2 separate regions of the Homo sapiens genome follow, and region 1 is linked to region 2. Evidence: read pairs that join two places in POLR2A ChIA-PET (ENCODE). Cell type or tissue: OCI-LY7. All regions are shown on one strand. Each heading gives the region's core, and the rest is flanking DNA. Links, peaks and the distances in the headings are about the cores only. Region 1 has its middle 7.2 kb from the start of SLC39A10. Region 2 has its middle 15 kb from the start of LINC01827.

Region 1 (8,337 bases), core at 187-8,186, 90 kb before region 2:
TGGCTCACGCCTGTAATCCCAGCACTTCGGGAGGCTGAGGTGGGCGGATCACCTGAGGTCCGGAGTTTGAGACCAGCCTGTCCCACACGGAGAAACCCCATCTCTACTAAAAATACAAAATTAGCCAGGCTTGGTGGCACATGCCTATTATCCCAGCTACTTGGGAAGGCTGAGGCAGGAGAATCGCTTGAACCTGGGAGGTGGAGGTTGCGGTGAGCCGAGATCATGCCATTGCACTCCAGCCTGGGCAACAAGAGCAAAACTCCGTCTCAAAAAAACAAAACAAACAAAAAAAAGAACACGACTAATTCTAAGAAATCAGGCCTTTCAAACTCACTTGTTCTTTCCGTGATTCAAGATTAGTAATAACCAATGATAAAGACCCCTTCCTAAATTCATCTCCAGTTTAAACTGTTACTTTTACATGGCCTAAAAGTTTACTTTAGACAAAGCTATGCCTAGAGAGGCTGTGAACCAAAAATAAAATTTTAAGCCTCCCAACTAACTGAATGGTCACTTCTTCTTTGCCAAGGGCATTCCAAAGTTAACCTGAAACACTAGTACCAGGCATGATGGGAATGGATGGTTAAACATGCCTCATTATATTCTCCTCACTTTAAAATTCAGGCACAGGCCGAGTGTGGTGGCTCACGCTTGTAATCCCAGCACTTATGGAGGCCAAGGCGGGTGGATCACCTGAGGTCAGGAGTTCGAGACCAGCTGGCCAACATGGCAAAATCCCATCTCTACTAAAAATAACAAAAATTAGCCAGGCATGGTGGCGGGCACCTGTAATCCCAGCTACTCGGGAGGCTAAGGCAGGGAGACTCGCTTGAACCCAGGAGGCAGAGGTTGCAGTGAGTTGAGATTGTGCCATTGCACTCCAGCCTGGGTGACAGAAGAAGACTCTGTCTCAAAAAAAAAAAAAAAAATTCAGGCACAGATGACCAGTATTAACATTAAAACAGACCTTAAGACTGATGAAAGAGACTTTTTGTAGCAATGATACCAACATGACAGATAGCAGGCTCTGAAAGAATTCTAAGTATTTTTCTCCAAAATATATTTCTTTGACATGTTTTGAAATGGCCTTGCAAAACTGTCTCTTGTGGGAAACATCTACATTCTATAGAGCAGCAGTCCCCAACTTTTTTTGGCACCAGAGACTGGTTTCCTGGAAGACAATTTTTCCACAGATGGGGGTGGGTGGGGATGGTTTTGGGATGAAACTGTTCCACCTCAGATTATCAGGCATTAGTTAGATTCTCATAAGGACTGCACAACCTAGATCCCTCACATACACAGTTCACAATAGGGTTTGTGCTCCTATGAGAATCTAATGCCACCATTGATCTGACAGGAGGTGGAACTCAGGCAGTAATGCTCACTGCCTGACACTCACCTCCTGCTGTGTGGCCCCGTTCCTAACAGGCCATGCACCCGAACCAGTCTAGTGGCTGGGGGACCCCTGCTGTAGAGAATCCCCTTCCCTTTCCAAGTCTCTTCCCTGATCCAGGAGAGAATTAACTGAGTCTGGCGTCTTTTAAAGTCTGGTAAGAAACACAATTTATTCTCTCTGAAGCCTGCTAGGTGGAGGCTTCATCGGCATAATAAGAACCTTGGTCTCCATAACCCCTTATCTTTTTTTTAAAATTTTCTTTCTTTTTTTTTTTTTTTTTAAGATGAGTCTCACTCTGTTGCCCAGGCTGGAGTGCAGTGGCGAGATCTCGGCTCACTGCAACCTCTGCCTCCCAGGCTCAGGCGATTCTCCTGCCTCAGCCTCCCGAGTAGCTGGGATTACAGGCACCTACCACCACGCCCAGCTAGTTTTTGTATTTTGGGGGAGAGACGGGTTTTCTCCATGTTGGCCAGGCTGTTTTCAAACTCCTGACCTCAAGTGATTCACCCGCCTCGGCGTCCCAAAGTGCTGGTATTACAAGTGTTAGCCACCACGCCTAGGCTAAATTTTATTTCTTTTCTGACTACTTATCCCCAAGTTCTACATAGCCCCTTATCTTAACCCAGACACTCCCTCATATTGATTCCAGGTCTGTAGATAAACTATTTCAACCAACTGCCAATCAGAAAATCTTCGAATCCACCTAAGACCTGGAACCAGCCCCTGCTTCCAGTTGTCCCACTTTTCTGGACCAAACCAATGTACATCGTACATGTATTGTGTCTTATATCTCCCTAAAATGTATAAAACCAAGCTGTTGCTTAACTACCACCTTGGGCACACATTCTAAGGATTTCCTGGGGTTGTGTGACAGGCCATTGGTCACTCATGTTTGGCTCAGAAAAAAATATCTTCAAATAAGTTACAGAATTTGACTCTTTTCATTGATGAAGTCATTAGGAGTACAAGGAAGACTAAATTATATTGCTGTACCAATGTGGTGGGGTGTGGGGATATTAAGTACCAGAACAGGTGTTAAGATTTGGAAAAGGGGGCCATGGGCAGTGGCTCACACCTGTAATCCCAGCACTTTGGGAGGCCAAAGCGGGTGGATCACTTGAGGTCAGGAGTTCAAGACCAGCCTGGCCAACATGATGAAAACCCATCTCTACTAAAAATACAAAAATTAGCTGGATGTGATGGCAAGCGCCTGCAATCCTAGCTACTTGGGAGGCTGAAGCAGGAGAATCGCTTGATCCTGGGAGATGGAGGTTGCAGTGAGCCGAGATCATGCCCCTGCTTTCCAGCCTGGGTGACATGGCAAGACTCTGTCTCAAAAAAAAAGAGATTTGGGAAAGGAAGATGTCAGCAATATGTAGGTAAAATTCCAAACTGAGGCCTCAAACTTAATAGCTACTATTCATTTTTAGAGACTATTTCAGCCTGGGGATTGAAGCTCCAGCTCTAAAACTGATGCCAGAGATATTTAAAGGATACAAATTATTTCCATTATTCGAGACCTGTGGCACTGTGTAACATCTAACACGGCAAACACACTGTCAGAATGGGGAAGTTGGACCCATGCGGTAGTCTTTTTCTGATCCCTGAGAAATTATGGCTCTACCATCTCATTTTTGGCAAGCTCTAAAGACTAAGGTAGGATAAATGGGCCTTTAGAAGTCCATGGGAGTTCTCACTAGAGGAGCACAGCTCCCCTTATACTCCTTTCTAAATAAAAAAAAAAAAACATTTTTTTTGAGACGGGGTCTCATTCTGTCTCCCAGGCTGGAGTGCAGTGGTGCAATCACAGCTCACTGCAGACTCAACCTCCCAGGCTCAAGCAAAATCCTTCCACCTCCCACCTCCTTCGCCTTCCCCACCCACAGTAGCTGGGATTTTTTTTTTTTTTAAACTCCTTTCTAAAGAGCAAAAATTGCATATCTGGGAAGGCCATCCTCTTCCACAGACCCCACCATTTTGAGATGGGCACACGAAGGCAGGGAGAAATAAACCAATACAACTCTGGTGAGGGACAAACTTGTCTGATGCGCCTGAGATCATTCTGAATTGGTAGGCTTGTGCAATAAAACCGAGTTTCAGGCTATTTGCAGAGACAAAAATAGATTGGAGAAATGAAACAATTGACACAAAAATTTAAGCAACTTCTCACCCAGGGGAGAAAAATTAACTTTTTTATGATCTGCCTACATGATCCTAACCTAAGAATAACCAGAACCCTTAGTTTAAGGGTTTGTATTGCCATGGCAATACAAATAAAAGGTGTTAGCATTAGGCATCTCTCCTGGAAGACAGACAATAACAGAGAAGCTTAAAGCCTCTGATTGACCATGGCAAGTCCTTTCGAAAATACAGATGAGACCAGGCTCAAGAGAAAGAGAAAGACCTACTCAGAAGAATGAACAAAAGCAAAAAACTCAGAGCCAGAGCCAGACTAACACGTTGACCACACATTTGCCCACGTCATAGTGCCATGAAGACTTCTCACCCTAAACCAATTTTTTTCTTTTCTTTTTTTTTTTTTTTTGGAGGAGGAGTCCATCTCTGTCGCCCAGGCTGGAGTGCAGTGGTGGGATCTCGGCTCACTGCAAGCTCCGCCTCCCGGGTTCATGCCATTTTCCCACCTCAGCCGCCTGAGTAGCTGGGACTACAGCTGCCCACCACCATGCCCGGCTAATTTTTTGTATTTTTAGTGTACTTGCCAATTCCTACAATTACACAGTTAGCATTTCATCCCTGGGCCTTGAAACCGGAAGAACTTGGAGGGAAATTGCTACAGTTGTATTACCTATTTATACCTCCGTGAGAATATATTTTCCTTAGGTTTTTTCTAAAGAGGAAGTTCTAAGAAAAGAGAAAACACGGTTGTCTAGATTCTTGAGGGTAGTGTGGTACAAAGGGAAAGAAGAAAAACTGTAGACAAATTGCTAACTTCTCAATCTTGCTTCCAGGCAAGCTCATTCACTCACAGAGTAGTAAGATGAAGAAAAACAGGTGTGGTAGGTAGCCATTTTAGGTCGTTTGCAACTCTACTGGCACAGCAGAAATTGACTTTTCAGAACATAACTCCTAGTCCAAAGGAATTAGAAAAAAGTGGCATAAATATCCACATGAATATGGCAAACTTCAAAAGTATTTGTGGGTGATTACACTTCAATTTAAGGAAAACTGTCAACATGGAAATGAATTAACAATAAGTTACCACGTAAATTTTTTTAAAAAGGCTCATTTGTTAAACTGGTTGAAATTAATACATCCATTTTAAAATGTCATCACATAAGATCAAATTTCAAATTTTGCCTAAGGCTTTAATTAATAAGGTGACCCATTTCACACCTGACATTTATGAAAATAATCAAGTACATCTTCTAAAATCAAGACACACGTGTTCTGTCTTAGCAAATACTGCTTACCTTTATTTCTTAAAAAATATTTGATGGCAACAATGCAGCAAAATTCTAAATATTAGGGAAGGCAAGAAATGAATTGTCAAAACAAGAATAGCTTGCAGGGATTTCTGAATTTTTCTTGTACTATTTCTAGGTAAAGCTTGGATTATATTTTGTATTTCATACAATAAGCCACTTTCACATTCTTCATAGAATCCCATCTCTTCTTTCCAGCACATATCTTTTTGTTGTTGTTGTCATTCTTTTTTTGTTTTGTTTTTTCAAGCACACGTCTTTAGAGAAGATTTGGAAACTTCCTAATGTTTCATGAGAAATGCTTCTGGCAGTGCCCGGTGGTTAGCGACCCATCATGCTTGGCTTTTTCTTTCTCATAGATGATCTCACCTACAGCCTCCAATGATTTCATCACACCCAAGTTTCATTTTAATTACAACGACAGTTGCTTTCTCTAAGCATTTATGTTTTACAATCTTCCTTCCCACCCTAACCACATGAAGCGGTATTATTTAAAATGTGCCAGGCACCATTTAAATGCTCTAAATGGAACTCATTTAATTCTACAGTAACCCTCTGAGGTGGATATTACTGTGTCTATTTCACAAATGAAGAAAACTGAGATGGTTACATAAAATATGGCAGAGCCAGGATCCCAGGCTGGCTCTAGAGTCTCTGTTCTTAACTCTTACATTATCCAACCTATTTTTATTTTTGTTTTTTTGAGATAGGGTCTAGCTCTGTTGCCCAGGCTGGAGTATACAGTGTCACTATCTCTTGGCTCACTGCAGCCTCGACCTCCCAAACTCAAGTGATCCTCCCACCTCAGCCTCCTGAGTAGCTGGGACCACAGGCATGCACCACCATGCCTGGCTAATTTTTGAATTTTTTGTAGAGACACAGTTTCATCATGTTGCCCAGACTGGTCTTGAACTCCTGGGCTCAAGCAATTGGCCGACCTCCATCTCCCAAAGTGTTGGAATTACAGGTGTGAGCCACCATGTCTGGCTGTTTCTTTTTTAAATTACCAACATTTTCAGAGGAAGTGGTATAGAAATTCTTGCAAAAATAGTGACCTGTGCACAGTCTTGATATAAGAAGCCAGATAAGGGCCGAGTTCAGTAGCTCACCTATAATTCCAGCATAGGCGGAGGCCAAGATGGGAGGATCGCTTGAGCCCAGGAGTTCAAGACCAGTCTGGACAACATAGCGAGACCTCTTCTGTACAAAAAAATTGTTTTAAAAATTAGATGGGCATGGTGTCACACACCTGTGGTCCCAGCTACTCGGGAGGGTGAAGCAAGAGGATCACTGGAGCCCAGGAGGTGGAGGCTGCAGTGAGCCATGATTTTGTCACTGCATTCTAGCCTGGGTGACAGAGTGGGACCTTGCCTCAGTAAATTAATTCATTAATTAAATGAAATCCATTTGGAGGATTAAAGGTACATTTACTTTTCAGTCCTTAGATTTATATGACTCTACATCCTCTATAAGTCTGTCTTGGAAAAAGAGACACATAAATATTAAGGGATATATCTTTAAGCAAAAGTTTGTGCTTCTCAGTTAATAGGGTTGCTTTAAAAAATAGAAAGTTTGTGTTTTTATTGTGTGCAAGCCACTCTGATAAGTAACTGATACAAGGGTGAACAAATGAGAGGCTGACCCTTAAGTTGCCTGTAGTCTCGTGGTGGTGGTGGTGGTGGTGGTGGTGGATGGTAATTAAAGAGATAATTACAGTATCGCATGGCAAGTGCTATGTTAGATATAGGTATAGCTTGCAACGGTAGCAAAGGCCAAAATTTGGGGATACACTCAGGCTTCCCAAAGGAAGTCACATCTGAAGTCTGACTTATGGATGAGTAGTAGAGTCAGATAAAAGGCTGGGAAAAGAGCAAACAAGCAGATGAATGAGATGAGTGAATGCCTGGTTTTCAGTTTGGGGAAGTGAAACACACAATCTTGTTGTGTGTTTTGGGCATGGGGAGTTGGGAGAGATGAGACAGGACTGGTAAGGAAGGCCTTTGTGTATCACATTAAGGAGCCTGAATGAGTCTGAATGCTACCCTGAGGGCAACAAGGGCCATTGAAGAATTTTCGGTGGGCAAGTGACGTGATCATGGGCAAGAAGGGAAATCATATTATCATACGACTAGGGTGGTAGACAGAATAATGCCTCCCCCATAAAGACATCCACATGCTAATCCCTGGATCCTATGAACATGTAGATTACATGGCAAAGGGTACAAAGGCTGGAGATGGAATTAAAGTTGCTAACCAACTGACCTCGAAATGAACAAATTAGTTTCAATTATCCAAATGGGCCCGATTTAATCATAAGAGACTCTAAAAATGGAAGAGGGAAGAAGAGGAGAGTCAGAGGAAGATAAAGAGAAATGACACTCAGAGAGATAAAATGATGCTGAATAAAGGGAGCCACAAGCTAAGGCAGCAGTCCCCCAACCTTTTTGGCGCCAGGGACCAGTCTCCTAGAAGACACTTTTTCCACAGATGGCAGGGGGATGGCTTCGGGATGAAACTGCTCCACCTGAGATGATCAGGCATTAGATTCTCATAAGCAGTGTGCAACCTAGATCCCTCACAGGCACGGTTCACCATAGGGTTCGTGCTCCCATGAGAATTTAATGCTGCTGCTTATCTGATAGGAGGCAAAGCTCAGGCGGTAATGCTCGCTCACCCTCCGCTCACCTCCTGCTGTGCAGCAGTGTTCCTAAAAGGCCCTACCGGCCTTACCGGGTCTGTAGGGGGTTGGTGGTGGGGGGAGGTGGGTGGGGGGTGAGGACCCCTGAACTAAGGAATGTGGGTAGCCTCTAAAGCTAGAAAAACAGGAAATGGATTCCTCCTTAGAGCCTCCAGAAGAAACGTGGCCCTGCTGACACCCTGGTTTTGGCTCAGTGAAATTCGTGTCAGACCTACAGAGCTGCATAACAAATTTGTATTGTTTGAAGCCACCACATATGTGGTAATGTGTTATAGCAGCAATAGGAAATTAAAACAATTAGGAAACTGTGATAGGGACAACCCATGTGAGAAGTGACAGTGGATAAAGAGAAATTGTTGAACTGCAGAAGTTTCAAGAAGATAGAATTGCTGGGCACATCAGGGTACGCTTAAGTAAATAAAAAAATAAAATAAAAAGAATTGTTGAGTGTGCTGGCTCACATCTGTAATCCCAACACTTTGGGAGGCTGAGGTGGGCGGATCGCTTGAGGCCAGGAGTTCAAGACCAGCCTGGGCAACACGGCAAAATCCCATCTCTACAAAAAATTCAAAAATTAGCCAGGCATGGTGGTGCACGCTTGTAGTCCCAGCTACTCAGGAGCTGAGGTGGGAAGATCGCTTGAGCCTGGAGGTCAAGGCTGCAGTGAGCTGTGATTGTGCCACTGCACTCCAGCCTTTTTTTTGACACAGAGTGAGACCCCATCTCAAAAACAAACAAAGAAAAAAAGATAGAATCAAATCTGAACACCATCTCTTCTAACTTATTTCCTGTGGCTT
Region 2 (8,337 bases), core at 124-8,123:
CTGCTTTAGTATATAAGGCTGTGTGACACTTACCACCATGGATCAGAATTACTTTATTTTTCGGCTGGGCGAGGTGGCTCACGCCAGCAATCCCAGCACTTTGGGAGGCTGAGGCTGGCGGATCACTTGAGGTCAGGAGTTGAAGACCAGCCTGGCCAACATGGTGAAACCCCATCTCTACTAAAATATAAAAATTAGCCAGGCGTGGTGGCGGGTGCCTGTAATCCCAGTCACTCGGGTGGCTGAGGCAGAAGAATCACTTGAACCCCGGGAGGCGGAGGTTGCAGTGAGTGGAGATCACGCCACTGCACTCCAGCCTGGGTGACAGAGTGAGACTCCGTCTCAAAAACAAACAAACAAACAAACAAAGAATTACTTTATCTTTTATGCTTTTTTTTTTTTTTTTTTTTTTTTTAATAGAGACAGTGTCTGTGTTGCCCACGCTGGTCTGGAACTCCTGGGCTCAAGCAATCCTCCCGCCTCGCCTCCCCAAGTGCTAGAATTACAGGTGTGAGCCCCATGCCCAGCCTATTTTTTAATGTTTTAAAAATATATATATATAATGACCAGCATGATTTTCTTCATATTGCTGACAGAGGAGAGCAAAGTAAGTTGACTCTAAACAACAGGGGTTTGAACTGCGCAGGCTTGCTTATACGCGGATTCTTTTCAACCAAATGCTGATGGAAAACAGCATTGGTGGGATAGGAACCCTGTGTGTATGGAGGGCCAGCATTTCACATTCACAGCTTGGGCAGGGTCAACTGCAAGACTTGTGTATGTGCGGATTTGACGTTGTGCGGGGGCGGGGGGGGCGGAGGGGCCGGGGAGGTGTGGGGGGCGGGGGAGGTGTGGGGGCGGGGGATGGGGGGATGGGGAGGGGCGGGGGGCCCTAGGGGGTGGGGAGAGGCGGGGTGGGGAGCGGGTGGGGGGTGGCGGTGGGTGGAGAGGGCGGGGGAAGTGGGGGGAGGGGGGCGGGGGGGTGCGCGGTGTCCTGGGACTCATCCCTGTTACCCGCCTACCCTAAGGCCACGCACACCCAGGGACTGCTAGAATTCAATGAAGCAGGAGTTCTCAACACACGGTCACCCGTGAGCGTGTTACAGCTAATTCTTGGACCACATTCTAGACCTACGGAGTCAGAAATAGTGTGGGGCTCAGCAATCTGTATTTTAACAATCCTTAAAGCTTGAGAAACACTTCTGTTTAGGAATACTTTAAGTGTGGGACTAAGTACCATGAAATATCTTGCCTTGCTTTTGTGTTATCTCTGATCTTATAATGAAAGTATATTTACTCAATATATTTACACACTTCTGAGTGATTATTTTGAAAAGTCAGCTTCCTAGGCTGCTTGCATCAGAATCACATGGAAGATGTGTTAGAATCCAGATTCCCTGATCTCTCTGAAAGCAGGGCCTGGAAATCGGCATGTGAAACACATATCCTAACACATTTTCACATACACAGATGTTCCCGCTCCAGCGCTGTGGAGTTATTGAGACAGGTTCTTATTCTATCTTCTTATATTTTTGTTTTGGCATTTTCTTATTGTCTCTGCTGTTTCTCTGCCATCATCACTGTTATCCTTGGGAAAGAGCAGGCGATGTTGACTGATAGTGGTGGAACTGGGGAAGGTGATAATACAAGTAATACAATTTTTGCGAATTTGTTTTATCTACTTAAAACGGCTCTCTCCAGACCAATTTGCATGAAAAACAGGAAGCTGACTAAATTGAAAGAAAATGCTAAATCTTCAGGTTGCACCTTCATATCAAGAAAAATTCTATTAGGTACACACACAAGTAGGTAAAAACAGCAGGAGGCTAGTGAGGAGGTTGTGCAGTGGCCTCCCACACCTCCCACACATCTGCTTCTGCTTTTGTGCTGTACTCTCGGAGAGCTCCTACTGACCCAAATACCAATCCGGTGGACTCTTAATGTCTTTTTTTTTTTTTTTTTTTTTTTTTTTTTGAGACAGGGTGTCACTCTGTTGCCCAGGCTGGAGTGCAGTGGCCAGATCTCCGCTCACTGCAACCTCCACCTCCTGGGTTTAAGCAGTTCTCGTGCCTCAGCTTCCCGAGTAGCTGGGATTACAGGCACACTCCACCATGCCTGGCTAATTTTTGTACTTTTAGTAGAGTCAGGGCTTCACCATGTTGGCCAGGCTGGTCTTGAACTCCTGACCTCAAGTGATTTGCCTGCCTTGCCTCTCAAAGTTCTGGGATTACAGGCGTGAGCCACCGCACCCAGCAAGATCCAACTTTTGAACCAACACTTCATCTTGAGATTCTTACATTCCTTGCTGGTTTTAATTTCTTTCGTCCTTTAGCACCTTTCCAGCCTTTCTTATAGCCCCCTTCTCTTTGTCCACTGCTTGTATACTGCTTTTCATTGCGCTTTTTTCCTTGGCTGTCTTTCTCACCAATCTTTTTCTGTCTCTGCCTCTCTCTTTTCCCATGTCCCCATTTTCTCTCTTCACAGATTATTGAATATTTACTATGGGTCAGGCACACTTCTAAGTACATTACATAAAATAACTCAGTTAATTTTCACAACCTCATAATTGCAGGAACTGAAACAGAGAAGTTAATTTGCCTAAGATCACATGGCTAGCTAGTAATGGAGCTATGATCCAGACGCTAGCATTTTGGCTCCAGAGCCTATGCTCTTAATCATTACATACCTTCTTTTCTTAGTCTACAAGCCCATTTGACTGAGCTTATCCATTTTTTTTTTTTAGCTTCAACTTCTAACTATAAGCTCATTTGATATCTCTAATTCCAATCATGCCTGTCATCTGAGTTCGTCATCCCTGATGCTCACTGGACAACTTTACTAGTATTTCCCCATAGGGTATTAAACAGTTGATATTCCCACAACTGAACTCACTGTCTTTCTTGCCTTTAGCTTACAGTGTCTCCATTCTCCTTGTCACCAATGCAAGAAAACTGGGAGCCATCCTACAGTTATTTTGTCCAGTGTACTCTACCTCCTGATCATTTTTGTTTCATTTCTGTTCCTTTCTCTTCTTCCCTTCTGCCACCACAACTACACTTTGGGATTATAGTAAATATTTTTCTCATTCTTTTGAGCAAAGGATTAGTTTTTACCTTATGATATTGTGAGTCTTAACTGATGAGGTTCTCTTCTTTGAATTACCTACTCTGATGCATGGAGTCACATGTGAAAGCTACCTATTAAAAAAAAACTATAGAAACCTGGCTGGATATGGTGGCTCACACCTGTAATCCTAGCACTTTGGGAGGCTGAGGTGGGCAGACCACTTGAGCTCAGGAGTTTAAAACCAGCCTGAGCAACATGGCAAAACCCAGTCTCTACAAAAAAAAAAAAAAAAAAAAAAAAAATTAGCTGGGCTTCGTGTCGCACACCTATAGTCTCAGAAACTTACTTGGGAGGCTGAGGTGGCAGGAACGCTTGAGCTCGGGAGGTCAAGGCTGCAGTGAGCTGAGATCTTGCCACTGCACTCCAGCCTGGGCGACTGAGTGAGACCCTGTCTCAAAAACAAGAAAAAAAAAATAGAAACGTATGCAATAATTTTCTGAACAAAGTTCTCTCTTGCTACTATCGTATTCCCTTAGGCTCATTTTAAAAAACTTGCTTTCAATTCTATTTTATATTACTCTACCCACAATAAACTACTTGCAGTTCCCTCAAATTTGCCAATGTGTGTGTGAGTGTGTATGTGTGTGTACATACCTGGACCATTGCCCATGCTGGAATGCCCTTTCTCGCCTCGCCTACTTGACAAATATCTATATTTTCCAAATCTCAATTCAAGATCATTTTATTCTTGAAATTATTAATGATACCTAACTTATGCCACCTCAATATGCCACGTACACTTTTTAATTTTTAACACCTATTGCCCTGATTTGCTTAAATATTTCTGTCCCTTCTGAAGTGTAATTTCTGTGAGATCAGAGACTGTATCTCATCTTTCCATTTTCAGTGGCCTAATAAAGCTGCATCTTTAGAAGTGGCTCATGGAATGATTCTACAAATAATAACTGTCATCCTTATGGAGCAGGTACCAGATGACAATAAACAGGCCAAACTGCAATGACATCTCAGCAAAGCCCACATATACCACTTATATATTTGGGAGATTTTCATAGTTTTGAAATGCTTTTGAATCTTTTTAAAGCCCTGTTTCTCTGCAATAGTAATAATAATAAAAAAAAAACTCTCAAAACAAGTATGCGTTACATGCTGGTTCCAAGAAGGAGGGAAGCTGGGGCAAACCACATCCTGCTTTCAAAGGAACCAACAAAGACCATGAGTAAAGCATGAGCTGAGGCTGATGAAGTGCACCTGTCCTGTGACAGTTCATGAGCAGTCAGCCTCTCATGAAAGTGGCAAGTTCTCTGTATTTTTACATAGCCAAGTCAGGCATTTCTAGGCTCATCTGTGGGACGAGGACACAATAGAGCAGGAAATGGCTTTGATGCTCCCAGTTTTAGTTTCCTAGGGCTGCTGTAACAAGACACCACAAACTGGGTTGCTTAAACATCTGTATTTGTTTCACGGTTGTGGAGGCTGGGAGTCTAAAATCAGCGTTGGTAGGGTTGGTTCCTTTTGGAGGCCCTAAGGGAGAAACTGACCTGGGCCGCTCCCCTAGCTTCTGGTGCTTGCTGACATTTTTGGCATTGCTTGGCTTGCAGCTGCAACCCTCCAATCTCTGTCTCCATCATCAAATGGCCCTGTCTCTGTGTATGTCTAAATTTTCCCCTTGTTTAAACTTTTAATTTTAGGTTTGTGGGGTACATGGGAAGGTTTGTTACATAGGTAAACCAATGTCATGGGAGTTTGTTGTATGCATTATTTTATCATCCAAGTGTTAGGCCAAGTACCCAATAGTTACCTTTTCTGCTTCTTTCCCTCCTGATGCCCTCCCCACTTAAGTAGGTCCCAGTGTCTTTTGTTTCCTTCTTTGTGTTCGTAGTTCTTATCATTTAGCTCCTACTTATAAGTGAGAACATATTGTATTTGGTTTTCTGTTCCTCCATTAGTTTGCTAAGGATAATAGTCTCCAGCTCCATCCATGTTCCCGCAAAAGACATGATCTTGTTCTTTTTTTATAGCTGCATAGTATTCCCTGGTATATAAGTATCACATTCTCTTTATCCAATCTGTCATTGATGGTCATTTGGGTTGATTCTATATCTTTGCTATTGTGAATAGTGCTGCAATAAACATTTGCATGTGTGTGTCTTTATGGTAGAATGATTTATATTCTTCTGGATATATATGGGATTGCTGGGTAGAATGGTAGTTCTGCTTTTAGCTCTTTGAGGAATTGCCATGCTGCTTTTCACAAGGGTTGAACGAATTTACACTCCTACCAGTAGTGTATACTGATTGTCAGAATGTTCATACCTCTTTCCGTAAATATACTCTAATGCAGTATAACCTCATCTTAACTTGATTATATCACCGAGGCTCTTATTTGTTTCCAAATAAGGTCCCATTTGTAGGTTTTAGGGGTTCAGACTTGAGCAAATCTTTTTGGGGATACTGTTCAACCCACAATGCCCCACCACACTTTAAATCTCCTTGGACCACAAGGTCAGCATATAGGCTTTTCCACTGCTTTGTTGGAGGTGGTGGTGAGAGTGGCAAAAGGTGACCATGACCTGAGAATCTTGGGGTTCTGGGTCATGAGTCATCTCCCCATCTACCTGCTTTTAGATGGATGAGGCTAAAAAGCATTATTTATTTACTTTTATTGTTTAAGGTTTCTGAAAATATATTTGAAGTAAACACATATTTTGAATGTAATAATTTAAATTATTCTAAATCATATGTTTGCTATATAAAGCATTAGAATCAAAAGTTTATATCCTTTTTAGTTTTTTTTGTTTCTTTTCTTTTCATTTTTTTTTTTTTTTTTAGAGATGGTTTCTTGCTATATTGCCAAGGCTGGTCTCAAACTCCTGAACTCAAGTGATCCTCCTGCCTTTGTCTCCTAAGTAGCTGAGATTACAGGTGTGAGCCTCCATGCTTGCCTCCTTTTTAGATTTTTAAATTATTTATTTATTTATTTAGTAGAGATGGGATTTCACTATGTTGGCCAGGCTGGTCTCAAACTCCTGACCTCAAGTGATCTGCCCGCCTTGGCCTCCCAAAGTGCTGGAATTACAGTCATGAGCCACTACACCTGGCCTGATTTTTAAAGAATTTAAATGATGTCTCAAATAATTTAACCACTAGAAAATTAAATCAATGTGCCAAAAATCATATTTCAAAAAATAATAAAAATAAAGGAGAAAATGCAATAGATAAACTGAAGAATTAGAAAATAATAGAGCAAGAGGGCTCTTAAAGATTTTTGTTTAGGTCAATAAATCCTGCCTTCCTCAGTGTGTAAAGTGAGACCCATTTAAACATTTTTTTCCAAAGTTACCCAGCTAATTAGTGGGCACAATTTAGACTATATTTCAAGTTTTTTTTTTTTTTTTAGATGGAGTTTTGTTCTTGTTGCCTAGGCTGGAGTGCAATGGTGAGATCTCAGCTCACTGCAACCTCTGCCTCCTGGGTTCAAGTGATTCCCTTGCCTCAGCCTGCCAAGTAGCTGGGATTACAGGCGCACATCACCATGCCCGGTTAATTTTTTGTATTTTTAGTAGAGACGGGGTTTCACCATGGCCCGGCTGGTCTTGAGCTCCTGACCTCAGGTGATCCGCCTACCTTGGACTCTCAGAGTGCTGGGATTACAGGTGTGAGCCACTGTGCCCGGCCTATGTTTCAAGTTTTTAAACTTCTATGTTGTTATTCTTTTCACTATATCACAGTACATTTTGGTCTTTACTATTAGACATTCTGATGGATCATGTCAAGGTTTTTTCTTTTTGCTTTTCTTAGAGAAAGTCAACTTGCAAAAGGAATAGGTTCTGAATTTCCTGGTGTGTATTTAGGTTAGTAGGTAGGATTAAGCATACATTTTATTGGAGGGGCATGATGGCTCACACCTGTGATCCCAGCACTTTGGGAAGCTGAGGTGGGCAGATCACGAGATCAAGAGATTGAGACCATCATGGCCAACATGGTGAAACCCCATCTCTACTAAAAATACAAAAATTAGTTAGGCATGGTGGTGCGCGCTGTAGTCCCAGCTACTCGGGAGGCTGAAGCAGGAGAATCACTTGAACCCGGGAGGTGGAGGTTGTAGTGAGTGGAGATCATGTCACTGCACTCCAGCCTGGTGACAGAAAAAGACTCCGCCTCAGAAAAAAAAACAACAAAAAAAGTAAGACTTCCTGATAATAAAAGAAGGTGTTATTAATAATTATGTTAGGTCAACAGGTATAAATTGGGAAGGCTTTGGGCAAACAGTCAAAAGTAGCACCCTATAAGTCAATGTCATAATGAATAAAAATGCTTCTGGGTTGTCCTTACGTTGTTTATTTGTAAATATTTTGAATATGTATGTCAATTTTACTGCATTATATAACCTAACAATCCAAAAATAGGCTTTTTAATGATCGTCTTCTGGAAAATCCTGTAATTCCTTTGAGAATGGAAGGAAAGAAAGCTCCAAATTCCTGATTGAGAGTAATTGATTTATTAAATAGGTGTTTATTGCTTACTAAATATCAGGCATTGTTCTAGGAGGTTGAGATGTGGTAATAAAGAAACAGACAAAAACCTCTATGTTTCTGAGGCTTAGATTTCAGTAATGAAACAAAGGTGATCTTACTGACCTATACAGTTAGTAAGATTTGGGTTTTGCATCGCTTTTTTCAATAATGCTGATAGAGGAATTACTGAAGCATCCTCATTCTTAGGCCAAACCAGATTCCTTGCTGACCTGTGCCATGTATTATAAAGCAGTAGATTGAGATGTGATTAGGGATACAACTGAGGTCATAGCAGAGATAGTTTTTGTGTGTGTATCTCAGCAATGTGGAAACTATGCCTATGGCCTTGAACTCTCTAGTCCTATAGTCTGATCCAGTGAGCTGATGAGTTTACAACAAAGTAAATTCATTTGTTTAGCCCAAGGGAAACATTTGCCAATTTTACAGTTGGATAATTCCTTTAAAAAATACATTAGTAGTTATTTCAGTATTAAGATTTCCCATAAATTAAATCTGTGTAGATTTCCAGCTGAGTTAGAATTTTACCAAAATGATAGAATTCTACTAATTACTATGTTAAGTAAATCCTCATCCTCTCTGTAAATAGCATAGGTGGTAATTTACCCTTCTGTAGATGTATAAATTAAGCCACCAGGAGGTTAAGTAATTTGCTCAAGGCCACAGTGTGTGGTAGGTTAGAAATTGAATTTAAAAGCCTTGATGCCTAATTTTTTTT

What was found. ChIA-PET counts read pairs that join two places held together with the same protein. Peaks named below come from ENCODE experiments on the same cell type or tissue, not always from the same donor. Only the 100,000 strongest peaks of a DNase experiment are listed, where the experiment ranks them.
Region 1: POLR2A ChIA-PET joins it to region 2 with 12 read pairs; 29 of 35 experiments call an interaction of 5 or more read pairs at or near these places.

What each region holds. Positions count from the first base shown.
Region 1 is chr2:195,645,890-195,654,226 of GRCh38, reverse strand. It overlaps a transcript of SLC39A10 not described here. Among named protein-coding and RNA genes, the nearest start is that of SLC39A10, 7.2 kb to the left of the region's middle. RefSeq lists an enhancer at 3,865-3,944. In OCI-LY7, for the core only: no CTCF peak of the experiment used is centred there; DNase peaks (open chromatin) are centred at 3,496, 3,776, 4,386 and 6,786; H3K4me3 peaks cover 1,671 bases; H3K27ac peaks cover 2,319 bases.
Region 2 is chr2:195,555,759-195,564,095 of GRCh38, reverse strand. No RefSeq gene overlaps it. Among named protein-coding and RNA genes, the nearest start is that of LINC01827, 15 kb to the left of the region's middle. RefSeq lists an enhancer at 4,436-4,485. In OCI-LY7, for the core only: no CTCF peak of the experiment used is centred there; DNase peaks (open chromatin) are centred at 685, 1,795, 2,615, 4,385 and 1 weaker place; H3K4me3 peaks cover 4,359 bases; H3K27ac peaks cover 5,384 bases.